Linked DNA regions of Homo sapiens: region 1 is linked to region 2. The links are chromatin loops, found by intact Hi-C in ENCODE. Cell type or tissue: heart right ventricle. All regions are shown on one strand. Each heading gives the region's core, and the rest is flanking DNA. Links, peaks and the distances in the headings are about the cores only. Region 1 overlaps UBAP2L (ubiquitin associated protein 2 like). Region 2 overlaps CFAP141 (cilia and flagella associated protein 141).

Region 1 (8,328 bases), core at 304-8,303, 67 kb before region 2:
CACAGCTGGGGAAGGGTACAAAGATAAAGAGGGTGTTGGGGAGGGGAGGAGGAGAGAGGAAGGGGAGGCCAGAGAGCTCAGCAAGGTGTTTGTGTTTGTGTATCCCGATTTGTGACCGCGCAGTCTTTTCAAGTTCCCTGAGGCTGTGAAGGTGAAATGGGGACTGAAAAGGAGTGGGTTCAAGCATATGATCATTCAATTTCATTACCTGCTCCTCCTGCTGGCGCTGGCAACAGAGAATCATCTGCAAATATGGTAGCTGAGGCAGAACCAGGATATATGGAAAATAAAGGGACAAACTTTGACAATAGAACTCCACCATTAGAAGGGAAAGCTAAAATGTCAGGGAAGAGGGAAGGCTGGGAGAGGAAAGAGGGAAGGTGTGACCCAGGTCTGATGGGATGAGGACAACTGTGGCACAGGAGGAGAAGGGCACCAAAGGAATTGGGCAAAAAAGGTTTCAACCCGGCCCTTCTCTGAGATTTCCTTTGCCGGCCGCTCGTGTTATGTGCGCTTGTGTCTGTATGTGCTGTGTGCCCATGACTGGCGCTGGGGAGGGATTGGGTGAAGGTGGTGGTGAGGAAGGGTAAGAAAAGGAAAGGGAAGGCAGTTTTAAGGGATAGGAAGGAAGAGGAAGGGAAAGGAGAGAAGGGGAAGGGCTATTACCTGGCCATCCTGCTGCAGGTGATGGTGAAGGATCTGAGAATGCGGCTGCTGATGGGGGGTCAGAATGTGCATAAAGGGGGCAGGTGGGTAGGCAGCAGCTGTGGCCGGATTGATGGGGCCCCCACTTCCTAGGGCTGAAGGCAAGTTGAAGGAAGCAGCAGGAGTACCGGAATGAAAACCTTGTTTCTCAAAGGACTGCTATCCAGGAGGCCAGGAGGAGACAGAGTAAAAGGGATCAGCAAACTAGTCTTGGGATTTTTCCTGAGCTCAAGCTCCCTGACCCTCAGAAAGCAGCATGGTGTCACAGAAGGCACAGTACACTTGAAGTCACATATTCAGGTCTCAGTCTCAGCTCTGCTCTTATTTAAGAACTGTGTGAACCTGGGCATACTACTCAATCTCTTAGCCTCAGTTTCCTCAGATATAAAACAGGGATGCTACAAACCTGTTGTAAAGACCAAATAGGCTGGGCATGGTGGCTCACATCTGTAATCCCAGCACTTTGGGAGGCCAAGATGGGTGGATCACACAAGGTCAGGAGTTTAAGACCAGTCTGGCCAATATGGTGAAACCCCGTCTCTACTAAAAATACAAAAATTAGCCGGGCATGGTGGCGGGCGCCTGTAATCCAGCTACTTGGGAGTCTGAGGCAGGAGAATCACTTGAACCTGGGAGGTGGAGGTTGCAGTGAGTCAAGACTGTGCCACTGCACTCCAGCCTGGGAGACAGAGGGAGACTCCATCTCAAGAAAAAAAAGAAAAAAAAAGGCTGGGCGCAGTGGCCCATGCCTGTAATCCCAGCATTTTGGGAGGCCAATGCAGGCGGATCACCTGAGGTCAGGAGTTTGAGACCAGCCTGACAAACATGAAGAAACCCCGTCTCTACTAAAAACACAAAATTACCCGGGCATGGTGGCACATGCCTGTAATCCCAGCTACTTGGGAGGCTGAGGCAGGAGAATCGCTTGAACCCGAGAGGCGGAGGTTATGGTGAGCCCAGATCGCACCATTACACTCCAGCCTGGGCAACAAGAATGAAACTCCGTCTCAAAAAAAAAAAAAAAAAAAAAAAAAAGACCAAATAAGAGGATGGAATGTGGAAGCACTTTGTAAAACTGAATGTCATATGTGAACATCATGAAATCCGAACTTAGAACTCCAGGCTGGGCATGATGGCTCACATCTGTAATCCCAGCACTTTTGGGAGGCTAAGGCGGGTGGATTGCTTGAGCCCAGGAGTTCGAGACGAGCCTGGGCAACATGGCAAAACCCTGTATCTACCAAAAAACAAAAATACAAAATACAAAACAAACAAAAAACAAAAATACAAAAATTAGGCAGGCCTGGTGGTGTACACCTATAGCCCCAGCTACTCAGAAGGCTGAGATTCCACCACTGCACTCCAGCCTGGGTGACTTCTTGAGACTGTCTCCAAAAAAAAAAAAAAAGGCAAACCAATAGTGTCCCTACCCCTTCCAATATTCCTTACAAAAATAGTAACTCCGCTGGGTGCAGTGGCTCACGCCTGTAATCTAGCACTTTGGGAGGCCAAGGTGGGCAGATCATGATGTCAGGAGTTCGAGACCAGCCTAGCCAAGATGGTGAAACCCCGTCTCTACTAAAAAATACAAAAATTAGCAGGCGCGGTGGTGGGCACCTGTAATCCCAGCTACTCAGGAGGCTGAGGCAGGAGAACCGCTTAAACCCAGGAGGCAGAGTTTGCAGTGAGCCGAGATCACACCACTGCACTCTAGCCTGGGTGACAAGGCAAGACTCCATCTCAAAAAAAAAAAAAAAAAAAAAACTCGTTGGATATTTCAAAAGAAATAAACACATACTGAGATATTTGAAGTGCTGAAGGTCTTGTGCATGAAGTGCCCCCCCAGACCCCCAGTGCTTTATAGCAAACTTTAAGTATTTATGGTGATGGGGGATAAAAGCAACATAACAAACCTGTGGATCACTCAAATGCTTCATTAGTTACTAGGTCGTCTCCTTTCCCACTCCCACTGTTATAGATTTACTCAAAGAATGGAATGAACTAGTTTCCTGTCACTCTCATACTTATTCTCTTGAAAAGTTATGAAAAAGGTTGGGAGTAGGTAGGAAAAGGGGCCAGGAGAGTTGCACAGTAAATTACATGACACGATAAACAATTTGCCACGCTTTACCTTCCTATTACGTTTCTCGTTTTTTTTCTCAGAGGGCTAAATTTTAACTTCTTAGAGGAAGTGAAGTCTAGAGAAGACCTTTCATTTAGAAAAAGTAGGATGGGTTTCCTGCCACCTCTCCTAGGGTTCTTCTTGTCCACTGTTATTTCTACCATTGCAACTCCACCTCCTCTATGTCTATCTCTTTTCCACTTTTATCCAGAGCCAGGCACCTACCTGGGTTTTGGAGTACACAGAACCCGAGATATCTGGCACGCCCGTGTTACTGGAGGTGACTGAAACACCTGGGGGAGGAGGAAACAGACAGGAGGATTAGCTCAGCTAGCTACCTGGCCCTTATTCCTGAGATGAGGTGATATCTGTAGCCTTTCTAGCTATACCAATGCAAGGGAATTTTGGTCGGTTTTCCAGCTTCAAGTTAGTCCTGAGAGGTAAGAGTTCATGAAACAAAAGCTCCCTAAGGGTTCTTTGGCCCTTCCCAGGTACGTGTTGAGTATACGTGAGAGAGAGTGAGGTAAGTTGTTTTTTGGTGGGCAAGGGGATATGACCAAACCTCACTAGCATACACTGTTTTCAAAACACTTCTGTGCCAAAGTCTAGCAGGAATATAATAAACTTTTAATTTTAATGTCCATTTCAAATCAATCCACCCAAATGCCACTCAGTTTTATTCCTGGAGACTGGGGCAGTCTGGCCCTCTCTCTTCCTGAAGTGACATTTCTGGGCTCAAAATCCATGCCTCCACTGCATAAGTACTAGAGGAGCAGTCCACTTTAATCCCCAAGGGCACTCTCATTCTCAGAGCCTCAGCTCAATTAGTCCAGCTTCTTTAGTCTTGGAGCATCTAGGCTAAATCTTCAAACTTAAGATGTAAAGGTCTAGTATCAAGATCAATTTCCATGTACACAATTTAAGCCTAAGTGTAGCGGGGTGGGGAGGGATAGGTAGACAGGAGTAGGCCATCTCCTATAGCCTAGGTGGAACACAAAAACCACGTCATTTTCAGTATACAACTTCAGCTTCTCCGTAAGATAAAAGCTCTCATACCCCAACTCTCATATTTCCTGTTGAAAAAAACTCCCTACTAACCACTACAACTTTAAAGAAACCAGAGTAGTACAACATGTCATTCTAATTTGTACTCCTCAAACAAATAAATACTCATACTATATTCCATCACCTGGGGTATAAGGCATCGGGTCAAGAAGATAGGAAAAGCCATGAAATAAATAACCTAACATCTTTTATACTTTCCATTTTGAAACAAAGATGTGAAGAAAAGTAAGTAATTTAACTAGGAATATAAAGCATGATTTTAAAAAGATATATTAGTTTTTATAAAAATAAAACAAAGCTTCAGAAAAACTTTGCCTGTCTATGCCCTTGGATCCTTCCCATCAGAGGTACACATTTCCTTCTCCTCTGCTATCAGGAACACTGATGGAAAAGAGTTTTAGAAGCAGTGTACTAGAGTGGCCAAATCACAAATAAGGAATCCTCCATTCACCCACAATTCAAACTCTAGAACCTAAATCCTCCCAATGCCTCAGACAAAGGCAGCCTTCCAAAGTTAAGCCCACCTTGAACAGTCACTTTTGAAGTGGTATCTTAATCTGGAAAACCTTCCCAACATCCTAAGTCCAGATAGTTCCTGGGAGGGGCAAACACTAACTAGGAAAAATAACGGAACTACAGAAAACCAAGCAAGAGAAAATACTTCCTCATCTCCGAAGCATCAACTGTCTAAAGACACTGAAGTAAAAGAAGGGAACGATACAGGAGTATCTTAAAGGGCTAATGGGGTATTTTTTCCATTCCCTTTTCAAACCCGAGGTGCCCATCTGGCAAATCACTGAGTAACAGGCATAACTTTTAAGAATAGGAAGTTCAGTTATGGAAAAGGCTTAAGCTAGTAAGTTCATGTGGAAGGGTGGAGAGTAAAGGTGGAATAAACAGGATATAAGTAGAACATTTTTAAGTCAAACCAAAAGAGAGAATTTATCTTTACTGCAAAGGCAAAAAAAAAATAAAAAAATAAAAAATAGCATAGTTGGTCACCTTCTGCAGTGAGGCTAGGCTGCCTATATTGGATGGAAGAAATGACTAACTGGATTCTCAAGCCGAGTGGTAGGGAGGAATTCAGCTCCAGTGTGCCCCTACCTGATCTCATTCTTTCCAGAGTTTAGGCTAAAAACAGCTTCTAGTCCAGAGGCCTTATCTTTGATATGAGGTTGAAGGGACTGAGAATGCAGGAACCATAATACTCTGTAGTAGCCATAATAATCTCAATTACAGTATTAGAGACCTAGAAAATAATGGGTACTGATTTCACTACCCCTCACCAGTTATTAGGAAGATCTTCAGACTACAGAGTTCTCTTGCTTTCCTTCCAACATCAACACCCCCTACTTATCCCCAAACAGTGACAATACCAGAATCACGTGGGCAGCAGGGCAGAGACACATGAATCTATCTCTCCCACCATGGCAGCCCCTGGGAAAGGTGGTCACACTCCACAGAGCAAAATTACTCCAAAGGGCTGGGAACAAATACAAGGAAAGCTGAATACTTTGGTTTCTAATTCACCCAGGGTGGTGATCTCACTGTCCACGTTAACTTTATAAACAAAGGGCTAATGTTGTATGCTAGCTGGACTGGGAGGGAATTAGAATTTCCATAGTCAAGGAGATATCTGACCAAACCGCTCCTGCACATCCTTAGCTTATACCCACAAATGCAAAACTGGTAATCCACGATCTCTGAAAAGCCATCAAGGGACTAAGAACAATGTTCCAGGATAGCACAGTCGCCACAGAGCCTGAGTCATCAACTAGCTTATCACTAATGACTTTATCAGATCTTAGCCACTTGGCCTTTAGGAACCAGATAGATGTGGGAATTAAGCCTTGAAAGATACTTCTCTAACAGCTCTGAAAACTCTCTCTTTTGCCTTTCACCATGACATGACACTCCAAACTTTTTTGTCCTTTCCCCCACTGCTTATGTAAGAGGCAAAGGAAAGATCTAAATGGAAAAATGAAGCAACATAAGCATGGAGAATCAGGTATTTCTACAAATAGTTTCCTTTACCAACTAATCAACAGGTGGGAAACTGAGGCTGTTTCCCCTCCCCCCACCTTCATAAAACCACCATACTGAAAAATTAATAGTTCTTTGGCTATGCTGGGGTTTGATTAAAAAGGCCACCCTCCACCCTTCATCCACAGCACAGCATTGGTTCCTAGTGTCCACAAAGACATGCACGGAAAGAACGCCAGAGTTAGCTAAAGAAATACCACAGTTTATTGAAGACTACAAATATTTTTGTTACAAGTTGAAACTACATGCCTTCCAGAAATCAAAAGCAACAGCAGGTGTGTGCATTGATGCTTCGAAGGTGCTGCACCGCTTGAACTTGAAATGGGTAAGACAGGGTCAGACACATGGGGGAGAGGGAAATGGGGGAGGGGCAAGTTCAAAAGCCCAGAAGGTATCCACCAACTCATTTCCCCAAGCCACGCAGGCCATGGCCTCAGCTCAGCAGGCTCTCCTCAGTGGTCTGGTTTCTGAAACAAGACTTCAGTGCAAATTTATACACACACACAAAACACAGCCCCCAGCCTTGGGCCAAATTAGCTCTCAGCCGTCCAGAAATGCTTGTAAGGGGGTGGATATTTTCTTCCTAAAAGGAATCAAATACATAAAAATAAATGAATGGAATGACAAAAGCCCTTTGTGGGGTTGGGAACTGGGGGTTCTCAAGGGCTGATATAATACGTTTCTGAATTCTGAAGGGAGGCAAGAAGGTGGGATTTCTAGAATCAGGTATGCCAATTCTCTTATATTATCCATCACCTACCTCTTAAAATTCGTGAACCTGGTCCAACTAAGACTTCAACCTAATGTCCTCAGAAAGGGGCCACCACTCCAAGTCAAAAGGCTTATAATCCTCCCCACCAAGATTTAGGGTGAACCTTGCTCAATGACAGGGGTGGCCACAAGGAGTCTATGTATTAAATCTCAATGGGGCTTCTCAGGATTTGTTTAATTTAACTCATGACCCACTCTAACTCATGCAGCACAGTTCAAAGCTCCACTTGGCTATCAGTTCCTAGCCCTTACTGCCTTCTGTGCTCTTCCCAATTATTGAAAACTGTGGGCAACTGACCCACCCAGAGCCCACATAAGGGTGAAAAACACATGCTGCTCTATCCAAATCACCATGAAACTGTAACTGAGCTGACAGCTTTGAAGGACAACCCCCATCCCCAACCCTAAGCAATCAGAGAAACCTACTCCTCCCCTATTCATCTACAAGTCGCTGAAAAGGTACAATTATATTATTCAAAGATTCCTTCTCACTCCCTGTCCTCCAAAAGTAGAGCACAGATGTCAGGTATGGAAGCAAGGGAGAGGCTGAGTATCTTTTAGGTAAGTACCCATCCAGAGGATTCCTACAATTCCCTCCCTGCCATCACATATGCAAAAAGACTTGCAAAGAGACCAGCCATACAAATGAAGGAACCTAAAGGCCCAACTCTCCCAGTCCAATTCCCACTCTATTAAGTATGGTCACGCCTACTCCTTTTTCTCCACAGTTTAGGTCTTCTAGCTAGGGAATAAAAAAGGACACATAAGAAAAGTAGTGCTACAAAGTGATTTAAGCCAAACCTATCGTAGGCTGCTAGCTATGAACCCATTTAATCCTTCTACTCAGTGAATACACCCCCCTTTTGTACTATCAGTGCCATACATACTATTAACACTTGCCTCCACTGACATTTCAGCAAAATCTTGGGGCTCCTTGCCCTACTTCCACCCACACTTTTGGCCAACCAACATATTCTAAAAACCAACACATACTCTTGGGCATTCCCGTCACAAATAGTGGACACATGTCCTAGTATCAAGCTCCTCTGTTGGTGCTGCTCCCACAGATACCCAAGTCAGCCAAGCATTAACAATCATACCTGGGGCAGCGGCACACCCTCACCAATCCCATTTTCTCAAGCACCAAGTCTTCCTCCCTGAAATTTATCCAATAACACCCCACAGATAACACCGAGCCAGAGACAAGGTCAGCTTACCAGTGTTGTATCCATGAGACCCATATCCACTCGGCTGTTGGAAAGGGGTGGCCGATGCATTCACACTGACATTCACACCATGCTGCTTGGAAGAGGTAGGAGCCACCTAAAGAGCAAAAAGGCCAGATTTGCAGTGACTTGGCAGCAGAATACCATCTGTCCCACTTGTCCTGCTCCAGGTACTGGCCATTCAGATGGCTACCTATCCTGATGCAAGTTGACTACAGTTTGCTTAGTGAAATTAGCTCCTTACTAACTGTTCTAGAATCTACTAATGAAGTCAAGAAATGGTAGTTTGGAGGAAGAAAAAGGGACAATGGCAGCAGGGAATGAATGAATCTGAGTGAAGCAAAGCTGTATGGTATCATATTCTCCCTTTGGCAAATTCTAAGACTAGGCAATCCC
Region 2 (8,313 bases), core at 1-8,000:
TCTCGATCTCCTGACCTCGTGATCTGCCCGCCTGGGCCTCCCAAAGTGCTGGGATTACAGGCATGAGTCACCGCGGCCGGCCTCACTTAATGTATTTCTGTGTAGATTCAATTTTTTCAACATGTGGAAAATGTACTTTTGATTTTTTAAAAATGCCAACAGTAGATATATGTACATGCATGATGTATATTTATATTCTTTCTATATATTAAAAAACTTAAAACTGGCCTGGCATGGTGGCTCACTCCTGTAATCCCAGCACTTTGGGAGGCTGAGGCAGGCTGATCACTTGAGGTCTGGAGTTCGAGACCAGCCTGGCCAACATGGCAAAACCCCACCTCTACTAAAAATTTAAAAATTAGCAGCCAGGCATGGTGGCTTACGCCTGTAATCCCAGCACTTTGGGAGACTGAGACAGGTGGATTACATGAGGTCAGGAGTTCAAGACCAGCCTGGCCAACATGGTGAAACCTCTGTCTCTACTAAAAATATGAAAATTAGCTGGGCGTGGTGGCATGCACCAATAATCCCAGCTACTCAGGAGTCTGAGGCAGGAGAATTGCTTGAGCCCAGGAGACAGAGGCTGTAATGAACCCAGATTGCGCCACTGCACTCCAGCCTGGCTGACACAGTGAGACTCTGTCTCCAAAAAAAAAAAAAAAATTACCTGGGCGTGGTGGTGGGCGCCTGTAATCCCAGCTACTCAGGAGGATGAGGCATGAGAATTGCTTGAACCTGGGAGGCAGAGGTTGCAGTGAGCCAAGATCGGGCCATTGCACTCTGGCCTGGGCGACTGAGCGAGACTATTTCTCAAAAAAAAAAATTAAAACTTCAATGAAGATTCCAGTCTAGCCAGGGCTGAGAATCACTAGTATGAGGGAAGGGATATTAACTTTAGAGAAATTGGATTTGGGGCCAGGCGCGGTGGCTCATACCTGTAATCCCAGCACTTTGGGATGCTGAGTCAGGCGGATCACCTGAGGTCAGGAGTTCGACACCAGCGTGGCCAACACGGTGAAACCTCGTCTCTACTAAAAATACAAAAATTAGCCAGGTGTGGTGGCACATGCCTGTAGTCCCAGCGACTCAGGAGGCTGAGGCAGGAGGATCACTTGAACCCTGGAGGCAGAGATTGCAGTGAGCCAAGATTGCCTCACTGCACTCCAGCCTGGGTGACAGAGTGAGACTCTGTCTAAAAAAAAAAAAAAAAGCTGGATTTGAGTCCCAGGTCTGCCATTAAGTGACCTTGGGCATCTCACAACTTTTAGTTTCCTTACCTGTATCATGTAAAAATTAATGCCTATGGGCCAGGCGCGGTGGCGCATGCCTGTAATCCCAGCTACTCAAGAGGCTGAGGCAGGAGAATCACTTGAACCCGGGAAGTGGAGGTTGCAGTGAGCCGAGATCACACCATTGCACTCTAGCCTGGGCAACAAGAGCAAAACTCTGTCTCAAAATAAATAAATAAATAAATAAAATAACACCTATGCCACATAGTTACTGTAATGATTAAATGATATTATGTACTTAATACATACTAGGTTCTAAATTACCCTTTTAAGGATTTTACAGTCTTCTAACAGTGGGGCAGAGGTTCCAGGTGAAGAAACAGTCTTGGGCCAGGCGTGGTGGCTCACACCTATAATCCCAGCACTCTGGGAAGCCGAGGCAGGTGGATCACCTGAGGTCAGGAGTTCGAGACCAGCCTGACCAATATGGTGAAACCCTATCTCTACTAAAAATACAAAAAATTAGCTGGGCATGGTGCCAGGCACCTGTAATCCCAGCTACTTGGGAAGCTAAGGCAGGAGAATCACTTGAACCTGGGAGGCAGAGGTTGCAGTGAGCCAAGATTGCACCACTGTACACCAGCCTGGGCAACAAGAGTGAAACTCTGTCTCAAAAAAAAAGAAAAGAAAAAGAAAAAAGAAACAGCCTCACTCTATGGGTTTTTTGTCTCTACTCCTAACTCTAACCCACCCATTCAACCCCCACCTCTGTACCTGGAGCAGGTGGCGAAATTCACATACTCACTGTCTGTGGCAAATGGCATTGGGCCAGAGAAGAAACCCGTATGCCACCCTAAGGATGCAGGACACCATGGTACAGGAATTGGCACTGGCCAAAAAGCAACTACTAATGGTGAGTTCTAGCAGGGCAACCTGAAGTCTCATTCACTACTGCTGTGTGCCTTTGCCCATTGAGTTTTCCAAGCTCTTAGTGTGTGTCATTGCACATTTATCTTGTTTGCCTCTAGGTTTTCAGCATTACACCAGAGCAACACAACTCTAACTCCATTGCCAAAACTCTTTTTCATTAAGTGATTCTTTGCATCCACCTTACAGGCGGCAGGCACATGTTAAAGTCCCAAAGTATACTCTAGTTCCTGCTCCTTTCATCTTGGTGAGACTCAAAACTGCCTCTTAGATCGGGTGTGGTGGCTCAGGCCTGTAATCCCAGCACTTTGGGGGGCCAAGACGGGCAGATCGCTTGAGCCCAGGAGTTCAAGACCAGCTTGACCAACATGCCAAAACCACCTCTCTACTAAAAACACAAAAATTGGCCGGGCATGGTGGCACTTGCCTATAATCCCAGCTACTTGGGAGGCCGAGGCACGAGAATCACTTGAAACGAGGGCAGAGGTTGCAGTGAGCTGAAATTGTGCCACTGCACTCCAGCCTGGGCTACAACGTAAGACTTGGTCTCAAAAAAACAAAAAACAAAAAAAACTGCCTCTTAGTGCGTATCACTTGCCTCTCGGTACCTCTCTCTCTCCCGGGGTCCCCACTTGGTGCCATGTAACCATCTTTGTATCCCAGTTACTTAGTAGAGTTCCTGTTTCATGGTCTGTTCTCAGCAAATATTTGCTGAACATAGGGCTTTGCCTGTGGAGAAAAAAATTGGATAGGCTTCCCTCTGCTGGTTCAGCCTCTCTGCTACCACCCAGCTTTATGTCACAGCTAAGTCCAGCTCCAAGAGAACACAAATAATGGGAAAACAACTAGGAAGAAAGAATAAGAAAGGGTGGTAAACAGAGGCAAACAACACACTCTATTCTGCCCTCTCCACCAGGTCCGTCAAGCTGCCCTGCACCAGCTGTTTGAAAAGGAGCATCAGCAGTACCAGCAGGAACTAAATCAGATGGGCAAAGCTTTTTATGTAGAGAGATTCTGATGGCATCCAAAACACTGCTCTTCCATTCTCAACATGCCTGCTAACCTAGCCTTCTAGAACCTCTACCACCTTGAACCTCCTTCCCAAAACATACCTGGATCTTGCTATCTGTCAGGGACTTAAGACAGCACTTCCACTCTCACTTCTCCACTCTCTCGTTAATCCTTTGCCGCTATTTGGGAAACAATCTATGAAACAACAGTAACAACAAGAGTGACGCCTTGTGGTCATAGTGGGATTTACTATGTTGATGTAAGGGGGCAGGGGTGGGGAGGGGTGGACAATGAGAGTTGAGAATCCTGATTTGGTATAACAAATAAATTTACTTCCTAAAGGCTCAAACTTAGACCACTGGGCTCATTCTTTCATGTCTAAATCTTGATTTGTTTCAAAAGTGCTTATTTTTCAGCTACTGTAATCTTAACCTCCTGGATTTCACTTGCCATCTCTCAGATATCACTTTCACTTATCTTTTATTTATATTTGGACAAATTGTTCTGAATGTGGCTATTAATCTACAGACACCGTAGTGCTTGAGTGAGGAGGCCTGCATTTTGGGTTTTGAGTCAGCTAGTTATTGTGAAACTTTGGACAAGTCTCTTTCCACTGGGCCTGAATTCCCACCTATGCCAAGAGAGAGGATTCCAAACTTAAATGTCTCCAGGGGTCAGGCAGGTAATGTTACAGTTGTAAGGAAATAAGGAGTGGTGGGATTTGTAGGGGGCTGGAAAGAGCAGTCAAAATAAAGGCACTCAAAATTCTGAAAAATACTGAAAAGTACTGATTGACCATGTGCATCATATGAAGGCCATAGACAACTTTACTTACAAGGGTTCACTTTACAGGCTGGGTGAGGTGGCTCACACCTGTAATCCCAGCACTTTGGGAGGCTGAGACAGGTGGATCACCTGAGGTCAGGAGTTCAAGACCAGCCTGGCCAACCATGGCCAAAATGGTGAAACCCCATCTCTACTAAAAATACAAAAAATTAGCCTGGCATGGTGGCAGGCACTTGTAATCCCAGCTACTCAGGAGGCTGAGGCAGGAGAATTGCTTGAACCCAGGAGGCGGAGATTGCAGTGAGCTGAGATCATGTCATTGAACTCTAGCCTGGGTGACAGCAAGACTCCGTCTCAAAAATAAAAAGGGTCCACTTTACATGTGAATGACATCCCAAGCCAGAGAGACCCCCATTTCACAGCCAGTGACAGCTGTAGGAATACACCATGAGTCCCTGAATACACTCCCTGAACACACCATCGCTCCCTGATGTAAATGCCATTATACATTACTTTGTCCTGTGCTCTCACCTTGCCGTTGGCATCCTCACTGGTCACTCATCCTGTCCACATGATATTTTCCTGACCTCAACTCTATGTGCCTTTGTCTCCACTGCAAAACTCATACCCTTCCCTCCAACCAAGTCTGTCTCCATCCTTCAGTCTCCTACTGAATCCCCCATTTTTCTTCTAGCTGTCAGAGCTTCTTCCTCTGCCCCTACACATCCCACTGATCAAGAGGCAGTAGAGTATAAAAATAAGAGCACAGGCTTTGAAGTCAGGTGTGGGTTCAAATTCTGGCTTCACCTCTTTAATTCTTGTGTCATCATATGGAAGTAATTTAGCTTAACTGGCCTCAATTTCCTCTTCTAGGCTGGGCGTGGTGGCTCATGCCTATAATCCCAGCACTTTGGGAGGCCGAGGCAGGTGGATCACTTGAGGTCAGGTATTCAAGACCAGCCTGCCCAATGTGGTGAAACGCTGGCTCTACTGAAAATACAAAAATTAGCCAGGTGTGGTGGCAGGCCCCTGTAATCCCAGCTACTTGGGAGGCTGAGGCAGGGGAATTGCTTAAACCCAGAAGGCGGAGGTTGCAGCGAGCCGAGATTGTGCCATTGCGCTCCAGCCTGGGTGGCAGAGCAAGACTCCATCTCAAAAAAAAAAAAAAAAAAAAAAATTTCCTCTTTTGAAAATTAGGACAATACCCATCTCATAGGCTCATTTGAAGAATTAAGTAAGATAATGTATAAGCCCAGTGCTTGGCACACAGTAGGTATCCTCCATGTTCTCCCTCAGGAGATTTCTCTGTGACCCAGGTCCTCCAGAGGTTGCTTGCTGACCTCTAGGCCAGCCCTCTTATCCAATCAAATATCATTCTCCACCCATGCCCATTCCTCTGTCTGTGCTACATATCCGATATTCAACCCCCAACTCCCATCACCTCTGCTTCCCAAACCCTCTTATCTTTAGTCAATAACTACTCATGAGTGCTTACACACCAGATGACGTGGAATTCACAGCCTAGTTGAAGAGGCAGGCACTGAACAAGTAACGACAAGTATGGTGTAAGTTTTATAGGAGACAAAACATGTGACCTGGATCTGACCCAGAAACCTGAGACTGAGTCGCTCATTCCTTCTGTCTGCCTGTGTCCTCCCCGGCCCTCTATTTTCTGAAGCTTCATCTCACCTTCGCTTTTTTTTTTTTTTTTTTTTGAGACGGAGTCTCGCTCTGTCACCCAGGCTGGAGTGCAGTGGTGCAATCTCGGCTCACTGCAACCTCCCCCTCCCGGGTTCAAGCGATTCTCCTGTCTCAGCCTCCTGGGTAGCTAGGACTATAGGTGCCCACCACCACGCTCGGCTAATTTTTGTATTTTTAGTAGAGATGGGGTTTCAGCATATTGGCCTGGCTGGTCTTGAATTTCTGACATTGTGATCCGCTCACCTCAGTCTCCCAGAGTGTTGGGACTACAGGGATGAGCCACCGCACCCAGCCTTTTTTTTTTTTTTTTTGAGACAGTCTCGCTCCATTGCCCAGGCTGGAGTGCACTGGTACAATCATGGCTCACTGCAGCTTCGACCTCCTGGGCTCAAGCAATACCCCCTCCTCAGCCTCCTGAGTAGCTGGGACCACAGGCACATGCCACCATATCTGGCTTTTTTTTTTTTTTTTTTTTTTTTTTTTGTAGAGATGGGGGTCTCACTGTGTTGCTCAGGCTGGTCTCGAACCCTTGGGCTTAAGCAGTCTCTGCCTTGGCCTCCCAAAGTGCTAGGATTATAGGCATGAGCCAAATAGCCAGCTGCTCCTTCACTTTTTTTTTTTTTTTTTTTAGACGGAATCTCTCTTGTCACTCAGGCTGGAGTGCAGTGGCGCGATCTTGACTCACTGCGACCTCTGCCTCCCGGGTTCAAGTGATTCTTCTGCCTCAGCCTCCCAAGTAGCTGGAACTACAGGCACCTGCCACCACACCTGGCTAATTTTTTTGTATTTTTAGTAGAGACAGGGTTTCACTATGTTGGCCAGGCTGGTCTCAAACTCCTGACCACATGATCTGCCTGCCTCGGCCTCCCAAAGTGCTGGGATTACAGGCGTGAGCCACCACACCCGGACTGCACCTTCACTTTTTAAATCTTCCCCCATATTTGTCTCCCAGGCCGCTTATTGCTTCTTTTACACAGGCAGTATATTTTGGCGTTAGGAGAACAGGCTTTAACACTGGACAGATCTGGGTTTCAGTGCTGGCTCTGTCACTGACTGTGTGGCCTTGTGCAAATTATTTTAATTTTCTGGGTTACAGTTCTTTATGCTGTATGTAAAAAGGGAGATAATGCCTAATTCATTGGGTTGCTGTGGGGATTAAATAAAGCACTTAGCAGCAAGTAGCACAAAATGTCCAATAAATGGTAACCCATAATGATGTTTTCTTGCTCCTATGATAGTTTTTTTCCTTCATTCCTTTCCATTACATGGGCTCCCCTTACCTCCAACCAGACTCCCTCACCAACTCCTTCTATTTTGCTATTCTTCTTTCCTCTGTTCATCTGAACCCACAGAATGCCCCATCCCCTCTGCCTTGATCCCTGACCTTGGCCTCTTCCCCCAGGGCTTGTCAGTGCCAGGCTGGCTCCAGTATTGGCAGGTTGGCCCCCTACAGAGCCCATCTCTTCTGATCCTCTCTATCTATTCTGTCTGCTCTCATAACATCACCCCATCATACCCATTCAGCCCCTCTTCCCTCTGTGGCGAATGCTATAACCAGCTCCTCTGGCTCAGAGGGGCTCAGTCCTGTTTGAAATGGCTACATAGTAGATATTTCCAGGAGAGCTAAACGGCTTGTATCAAAGGCCATCTGATGTTTCTGCCTAGGTATGCCATACAAACTCTCCTTCCAAGACAGCTGCTTCTCCCCTGCATCCATATTCCCAGTCTGCCTCTCTGTTCCTCTAGTGCCCCAAACATTAAAGTCCTTTCATTCCTGCTAGTCTCTTTCCCAGCCTCTCTTCCTCCAGCTTCTGATTCTTGAATGTGGGTAAGCTTCTCAGAGAAGGGAACTAGAACTTGAGGGGTTAAGGGTAAGAAGGGAGAGCAAGAAAGTACAAATTACATACACATCCCCTTTAGGAGCCAAAAAGGAACAAAGACATAAGACAACATCACAGATGCCTACCTTGGGGCCTGTATATGCCGATTTGTTAGTCTTCCCCTGAAAGGCAAGAGCCACACAACAGGAATTGACTGGGGCTTGGGACAAGCTATTGATCTAGATCAAGGACACTGTGGAGTTGGTATATGCTGGGGTTTGGGGTGGGTGTCTGGAATGGGAACAAGGACACATGGAACAGGCCTAGGGGCTGAAGCAGAGTGTCCTCCTCCCACCCCCACACTTCCACTCAAGCCCCCCAGCCCCCAATGCAGCTATAACTTGGGCTCTTTTCTGCCACAGTGGAGAGAAGCATCTGCCTGCCACATGACATTCAACAGACCTGATTCTCTCCAAAAGAGAAATTTCCCATGTGGGAATCCGGCTGGATCCCTGTGAGGGAAGACCCTTGGAGAACGCAGCCTGGAGTTCTGGTAAAAAGCCCTAGAAGAGGAGAGGACTCCTGTGGACTGCAGGCTGCTTCCTGGCAGAAGTTTCCTCTCTTACCCTCAGTCTAAAGCCTTAGTTTCAATTCTGCCAGGCAAGGTGGGGAACTATAAGTCTTCTCTTCTGGAGCCCACGATGGAGCCTGCCAGGGAGACAAGTTATTCTTCTGTTCTGGACATCCAAGGGTGACTTTAAGGAGGATGCCTGGAGGACATGGGGAGAAGGTGAGAAGGGTTAAGCTGGCAGAAAGGGGAAGCCAAGCATCTGCAGCAC

What was found. A loop is a pair of places that touch in the nucleus more often than their neighbours do. Peaks named below come from ENCODE experiments on the same cell type or tissue, not always from the same donor. Only the 100,000 strongest peaks of a DNase experiment are listed, where the experiment ranks them.
Region 1: it touches region 2 in a loop (2.8-fold over the local background); 67 of 110 quality-filtered maps call a loop at or near these places.

What each region holds. Positions count from the first base shown.
Region 1 is chr1:154,261,293-154,269,620 of GRCh38, reverse strand. It overlaps UBAP2L (ubiquitin associated protein 2 like), which reads right to left. Exons shown (of 27, transcript NM_014847.4): 24 at 7,924-8,029; 25 at 3,053-3,120; 26 at 667-864. Among named protein-coding and RNA genes, the nearest start is that of SNORA58B, 5.7 kb to the right of the region's middle. In heart right ventricle, for the core only: no CTCF peak of the experiment used is centred there; no DNase peak of the experiment used is centred there; H3K27ac peaks cover 1,386 bases.
Region 2 is chr1:154,194,288-154,202,600 of GRCh38, reverse strand. It overlaps CFAP141 (cilia and flagella associated protein 141), which reads left to right. Exons shown (of 4, transcript NM_001010979.3): 3 at 2,013-2,142; 4 at 3,073-3,516. The coding sequence ends at 3,174. Among named protein-coding and RNA genes, the nearest start is that of MIR190B, 4.7 kb to the right of the region's middle. RefSeq lists a silencer at 4,963-5,192. In heart right ventricle, for the core only: a CTCF peak has its summit at 3,388 (motif pointing left); no DNase peak of the experiment used is centred there.